Regions from separate parts of the Homo sapiens genome. Here region 2 is linked to region 1. Evidence: chromatin contacts called from ENCODE Hi-C data. All regions are on one chromosome and are shown on one strand. Each heading gives the region's core, a stretch centred on a gene start or an enhancer-like site at or near the end of the contact. The rest is flanking DNA. Distances are from core to core; before and after follow the strand shown. Region 1 overlaps CHN2 (chimerin 2). Region 2 holds the start of MINDY4 (MINDY lysine 48 deubiquitinase 4).

Evidence for each region. Hi-C counts contacts between places; a loop is a spot of excess contacts on that map. Pooled maps may share reads with other maps.
Region 2: a pooled map shows a loop between it and region 1 (4-fold over the local background). The contact joins the promoter of MINDY4 here to the enhancer-like site in region 1. A Hi-C loop is called at or near these places in 1 of 168 maps with a recorded cell type or tissue (lower leg skin) and 5 of 50 pooled maps.

What each region holds. Positions count from the first base shown.
Region 1 is chr7:29,487,692-29,490,879 of GRCh38, reverse strand. The region is part of intron 7 of CHN2 (chimerin 2); the gene reads right to left. Among named protein-coding and RNA genes, the nearest start is that of PRR15-DT, 74 kb to the left of the region's middle. Within about 2 kb of position 1,724, at least 2 of the 41 ENCODE cell types and tissues checked have a DNase peak (open chromatin) inside an H3K27ac peak, as active enhancers do.
Region 2 is chr7:30,769,583-30,772,854 of GRCh38, reverse strand. It overlaps MINDY4 (MINDY lysine 48 deubiquitinase 4), which reads right to left and starts at 1,438. Exons shown (of 18, transcript NM_032222.3): 1 at 1,299-1,438. The coding sequence starts at 1,361. All of the region lies in intron 3 of INMT-MINDY4 (INMT-MINDY4 readthrough (NMD candidate)), which reads right to left. RefSeq lists silencers at 878-1,027, 1,398-1,447, 1,508-1,557 and an enhancer at 1,028-1,322.

The DNA.
Region 1 (3,188 bases), core at 475-2,974:
TTCAAAACCACTTGGAATATTCGTATCAATTGACCACAAATTAAGCTTCAACATATACAAAAAACTGATACCATACATACCATATTCTGAATATAATATAATAACATTTCAAATAGAGAGCCAAAGCCCAGTATGTTTGGTACAGTACATTTGGTACCAGTAGTATACACTGGAAAGACAAGAAACCAAATCACACATATATGGATACTTGGTATATCTCAGAAGTGGCATTACAAATTAATGGGGGAAGGATGTCAGACAGATGAATTATATCCTATTTTCATCTTATTTCCACCTTTCCAGCAACTCATTATTCACTCGTTTGTTTGATATTTACATGCTGATTGCCTGCTTTGAACTTGGCCCTGTACTAGTCCTTGGATATACAAAGTTGAAATAGATCAGAGGAATAAGAACTGCCTGCACTCAAGGATCTCATTATCTACAAGAATAAACAGGCAATTATGTGTCAGGTGATACAGCAGAACACGTAGGAGATCCTATGGTAGTATAATGGAGAGAATAATAAATTCTTCCTAGAAGTCTGCGGAAGGGGATATTGAACTGGGCTTTGAAGGATGGATAGGAATTCACCAGCCTGGGAAAGATTGAGCAGGTGGGGAAGTGATGGTGTTGACTGGAGAGCAGATGACTTGAGGAAGACATTTACAGAAGAGAAAACAGCATAACCAAAGGCCAATGAAGGTGGGCTTAGGTTTTGAAAGGCATTCTTTTCTGGCAAATGGTGTTTCAAAAAAAAAAAAAAAAGGAATGACATCACGTTGGTCTCTGAAACATCTTGAGTGGATGAAATAACCTCATCTTAAATATCCCTATATCTTGGGGTAAAAATGAAAATGCAATATTTAGAAATTAAGTGAGTGGCTACATGTTTACTACACGTGGACAGAATGCATATTGACAAAATATAAACTGGCCTATTGTTTCAGGAAAAACAGGATAGGCTAATCACAGATTTTCTAAAATTTCACTTTTTTTGCCAATATTTTTAAAAATAATTGAGCACATCAGGATTGCATTTTAATGCTTATTATCACTGTCCATATTTACCAACATCCTTTCCCAACAAGTATCCCTACTGCCTTTGATCTGTTCTGTCCAGCCAAATAAATGCATAGACGTCTCGAAGAGCAAGTAGCACCCAGTGTCCCCACACAGTCCCCAAAAAATAAAACAAAATGAGAATAGAGCAAGGATGTAAAGTGAAACATTATTTTAGGCCCATTGCCTACTTTCCTTTTTGGTGATGGGCCATTGTTTATTTTCACGACCGATATATTGTTCAATTTTCTTTTGGATCCACAAGGACAATCTCTAGACAGAAGGCTACGTGTAAATGCTGAGGGCATGCTCTGAGCCCATTTTATTTGGCTTCTACTTATTATGTCTACTCTTTCATTGAAATATACCGTATCTTAAAATTCACTGGTCGGCTTTTTCCATTTTCTGAAGTTCACTGATTTGCAAGAATATCTTTTTAGAGAAAGAACAGTTTGAAAACTTGAGGGCAGTAACTAAAATATTCTAGACAGGAAGAAAATACTCCAGACAGGAAGAATGTCTGTCCAAGACTATTACACTAGGCACGGTCTGCCTGGAATTCAAAAACCACACCAAACAAAAAAGATGATATTACACGAGATAAGGTATGTTTGACAAATGGCCCAGGAATGGCTACTTTGCAAAAACAAGAGCAAGAAGAGTCATCCAGAAAGATCTCAGGCATTTAGCAAGTATCTCTCAACACAGCTCTTTCTAAATGAACAGGATGTTATTTGTCTCATAGCTGCTGAATCTGGAAGGCAGTATTCTCTGGTGGTTTTATACCAGATATGTTTTGATGGGTCAATGTAGACACCACCCAGATGTATTAATATCAGCTCAGCCTGGGATCGAAACTGTAAGAAGGAAAAGTACCGTTTATGACATGCTGCAGTTGAGAATTTTTGCTTTTTCTTACCAGTATACATCATGATTTCTTAGCCTCGGCACTACTGATTAACATTTTGGGCTGGAAAATTCTTTGTTGTGGGGGTCTGCCTCGTACATTGTGGGATGTTTGGCAGCATCGCTGGCCTCCACCCACTAAATGCCAGTAGCACTCCCAGCTGGGACAAATCACAAATATCTGTAGGCATTGACAAATGTCCCCCAGGGGTCAGGGGGAGGTGGGGGGGTGAAGTTTCCTTTATTGAGAAGCAGTGGTATAGATGGAAACCTTATTGCCTCAATTTGTCATTTTATTATTCATATTAAAAATCAGAATTTTATTCTTTTGCTTTGAAAAGGAATCTTCGGGTCAGAGGCAGTTTGTTTGTTTGTTTGTTTGTTTAGCTACTTTATGTTCACAGAAGAGAGAGCTAAAGTCCCTTCCAGCTACATGTGGCTGGGTTCTGGAGGTCTAGTCTAGTGTTTGCCCAGGGTTAACTGAGAGGCTGGAGGGCAGGCAGCCTATCCTGCGTCACCCAGGTCAGCAGCACAGTCAAGGCTTCCAGATCTCTGCCAAGGACTTTTCCTATAATTTACTGTATTTCCCACAACCATGTGACATTCATCTCATATGAAAAATTAGGTTAAACTTTGAACTCTCCCCTTTTGCAAGACCAGATGAAGTCCTAACCTTGAAGTGACCCTTTTCAGATGTACGAAAACACAGCAGAGGTGAATCAATCTATGACAGACACTCTGAGTTCCCTCTGAAAGGCTGGCCAAGGAGATGGGGCAGGAGAGCTGAGTTTCTCAAACCGGGCACCACAGATCCCTGGACTTCTCATTAGCAGCTGCCCTAGTTTAAGATAGGATTGCATTTCTAAAATATTGATTGTCTCAAAGCTTTCTGGGAGTCTCCCCACTGCATAAAGTAAGATGTCCTCATGCTACTTAACTTTGATCAGGTTTATGAGCACATCGACACCCACATCCTTTTGACACTTCCCTGCTCAAAAACCTCGAGTGGCTCCCCATTGCCAGTAGTGAGGTTTCTCAGTCTCAGCACTACTGGCATTTAGGGCTGCACAACTCTTTGTTGTGGTGGCCTGTCCTGGACGTTTAGTAGCACACCTGGCCTCTACTGGATGCCTCTGGAGGAAGGAGAGGGAGAAGGAGAGACAGAGGAAGGAAGAGATAATGAAAGTAGGGAGGGAAAGGAAGGAGGGAGGGGGAGAGAA
Region 2 (3,272 bases), core at 189-2,688, 1.3 Mb before region 1:
CTCTAAGAGTTTTTTTCAGTGACCCAGACTTAAAAGAAATGATGTTAACAGTCAGCTTTCCAGGGTGTGTCAATTGATATCCAACATGCAGCCAGGACAGGTGATGGCAGGTCAATTAGCCATAAAGACAGGGCAGATGCGACAAAGCCAAACGCATTTAAAATTTTTTCAAATAAAAATAAATCATAAAAAACACACAAAGACACTTTCCAAACAGGTGCACTTCAGAGACACCTGTTTGGTGTCAGAAACAGTGAGGGTGGGAGGAGGTATAAAGTTGAACACCTACGTGCACATTGTATCTATATGTCAGATCCAATGCTTGGAAGCTGCCCATATGTTAATATTAATCCTCATTATAAATCTGCAAAGAGTAGGTCTTACTTTCCTGTTTTACAGATAACGAAATTGAGACAGTGAGTAAAGTACTGAGGTTCACACTGCAAACTAGTAGCAAATATTTGAATTGTCTCCGTCTGACTTCAAAGTCCTTCCCCTTTCCTCCATTCAAAAAATTACGTGTATGTGTTTTCATACAAGACAAGTACCCATCGCCCTAGCCCAGTATGACACTGCAAGGACAGACAAAACACACAGAGTGCAGCCCTCAGTCACCATGTGCTGAATGAGCTAATGTATGTCCCCCTCCACTACCACGCCCAAGACCCCCCGGCGAGCTCCTTCCCCACCGAGGTCCCCATCTCCACCCTGAGGCCAGATGACAGCTAAGGACCTTCCAAGCTTGTGAACACTGCAAAAACTCTCCTGGGACAAGACAATAGGAAAACTTACAAAAATTAAAGCAACCACTGGAATTCCCACTGTTGACTAAAATGACTAAGGGTTTGACCGTCAAGAACTTTTCTGGGCTTTTGGGGTTCCCTCTGGGAGAAGTTCTTTCCGAGTGGGACCCTGACTTGCGTGGGTAGCGCACGGAGGCCGGCAGCCAGGCTAGGGCGCAGGCCTGCCCGCTGTGCGCCCGCGCTAGGATTGCTTGGCGCGGCCCCCAGGCCCCCTCCCCAGCTGCCGCCGCCCCGGAGCGCGGATGCCCCAGGAGGGCAGCGGACGGGGTCCAAACCGTGCCTTGCGGAAGCGCCCGGTGACGACGGCAGAAACGCCTCGTGGGAAATGTAGTTTCCCCTGTCCCGGGAAAGCGGCGCTCTTCTGGGGCATCTCTGGAGCAGGCAGTAGGTAGGGAACGGGCGCCCTCCCAGAAGCTGCAAAGCCTTCAGGGGAGACCCCGATGATCCCCCCAAATTAGAGCCACTTCCTGGGCTTTGGAGGGGGCGAGCCGTTACCTTTCTGCTGAGGAACTCCCTGACCAAGGAGGCGGCCACCTCCTCCACGAAGAGGCTGTCCATGGCTCTGGCTCTGGCTCTGCCCACGAGGCCCACGCCGGGCCGCAGCACCAGGCAACTGGGTCTGTCCGGCGCAGTATGGCCGCGTTGCCGTGGCGACGGCGGCGTCGGCGCGGCAAGAACTCCTCCCCTTCCCTGGGGCTGGCGGGCTGGGGCGGGAGGGAAGGGGTGGAGCGTCCCGCAAACTCGCGTCTCGGAGTGGGAGGCCGCAGTCAGGGCGCCCTGGTGTCGCCTAGGGCCCCGTCCACGGCTCCGGACTCGGGGCCTCACTCTGACCCTGGCCCTGGTCATCTGAGAGGCCTAGGACAAATTACCGCTCCGCTCCGAGGCTCCATTTTCCTAGACATAAAATGGGAAGAATACCTGCCTCCTTGTTTCTGGAGGACTAAACTCACAGGGAAGTGACCCCCTCAGGTCCACCCTCAGCACCACGGCCCCCTCTGGGGCCACCAACGCTACTGACCTTGGCGGGCCTTGACGGTGGGGGCAAGGAAGCCCAGCATTCTGCTTCTTGGGCACCGAAATTAAAGGAGATGTTCCTCGCCCCCTTGGTGCCTGCTTTCCCGTAATGAGACTGCCATTTATTGATCACCAAGCTCTTAACTCACGGTTGCACTTTTAATCCTTACAACTTCCTGGCTAGGTAGTTACTGTTGGCCCCATTCTTTAAAACGGGACACTGAGATTCAGAAAGGCTAAGATTTTGCTGAGGCCCACACAGCTGGGTACTGGGAAAGTTGGGTTTCTAACCAAGCCCAGTACATTTTCCCCGAACTTAGTCACCTGGGTTCCACCTTCACAATCTTTGCCACTTCCGCATGTTACCTATTGTATTCCTTTGCTTGGGCTGCCATACAAAGTACCACAGACCATGTGGCTTAAACAACACATTTATTGTCTCCCAGTTCTGAGGGCTACAGACCAAGATCGAGGTGTCAGCTGGATGGTTTCTCCTGAGGCCTCTCTCCCTGGCCTCTATTATAGATGGCCACCTTCTCCCAGTGTCTTCACGTGGCTAGCCGTCCGTGTGTGCCTGTGTCCTAATCTCTTCTTATAAAGACATCAGTTGTATTGGAATAGGGTCCACCCTAATGACTGCATTTCCACTTCATCACCTCTTTAAAGACCCTATCCAACACAGTCACATTCTGGAATACCAGGCATTAGGACTTCAACACGGGAATTTTTTTTTCTTTTTTTTTTTTTTTTTTTGAGACAGAGTCCCGCTCAGGTGCCCGGGCTGGAATGCAGTGGCGCAATCTCGGCTCACTGCCAAGTGAACAACCACCTCCCGGATTCAAACCATTCTCCTCCCTCAGCCTCCTGAGTAGCTGGGATTTCAGGCGCCCACCACCGTGCCCAGCTAATATTTGTACTTTTAGTAGAGACGGGGTTTCACCATGTTGCCAGACTGGTCTTGAACTCCTGACCTCAGGCAGTCCGCCCACCTCGGCCTCCCAAAGTGCTGGGATTACAGGCGTGAGCCACCGCACCCGGCCCAACACAGGAGTTTTGAAAGACACAATTCAGCCCTTAACCCCTATACAGTTACTTATGTATTATTTTCTTTAAATCCACATACATGTTTTACAATTTATTTTAAAAGGAAAGTGTTCCCAAGCAGTAATAGCCACAAGATCTTGGGTTTTATGTGCTTATTAAATCTCTAATACACATTAAAACAAACACAAAACCAGAAAGGTATGCATTCACCTAAATCACCTTACAACCACCACTGGCACATGTACCACACTTGGGAAGCAACTATCTCACCCTATACAGTCTCCATAGGACGTAGCTTTAATGTGGCAGATTGCACCATAATCTCCAGGCAATTTCCCCTCTCAACGTGCAATGGTTCTTTGAGAAGCCTCTTTTGAACATGTTGTGCTATGTGAGAAAGAGCCATGTGCT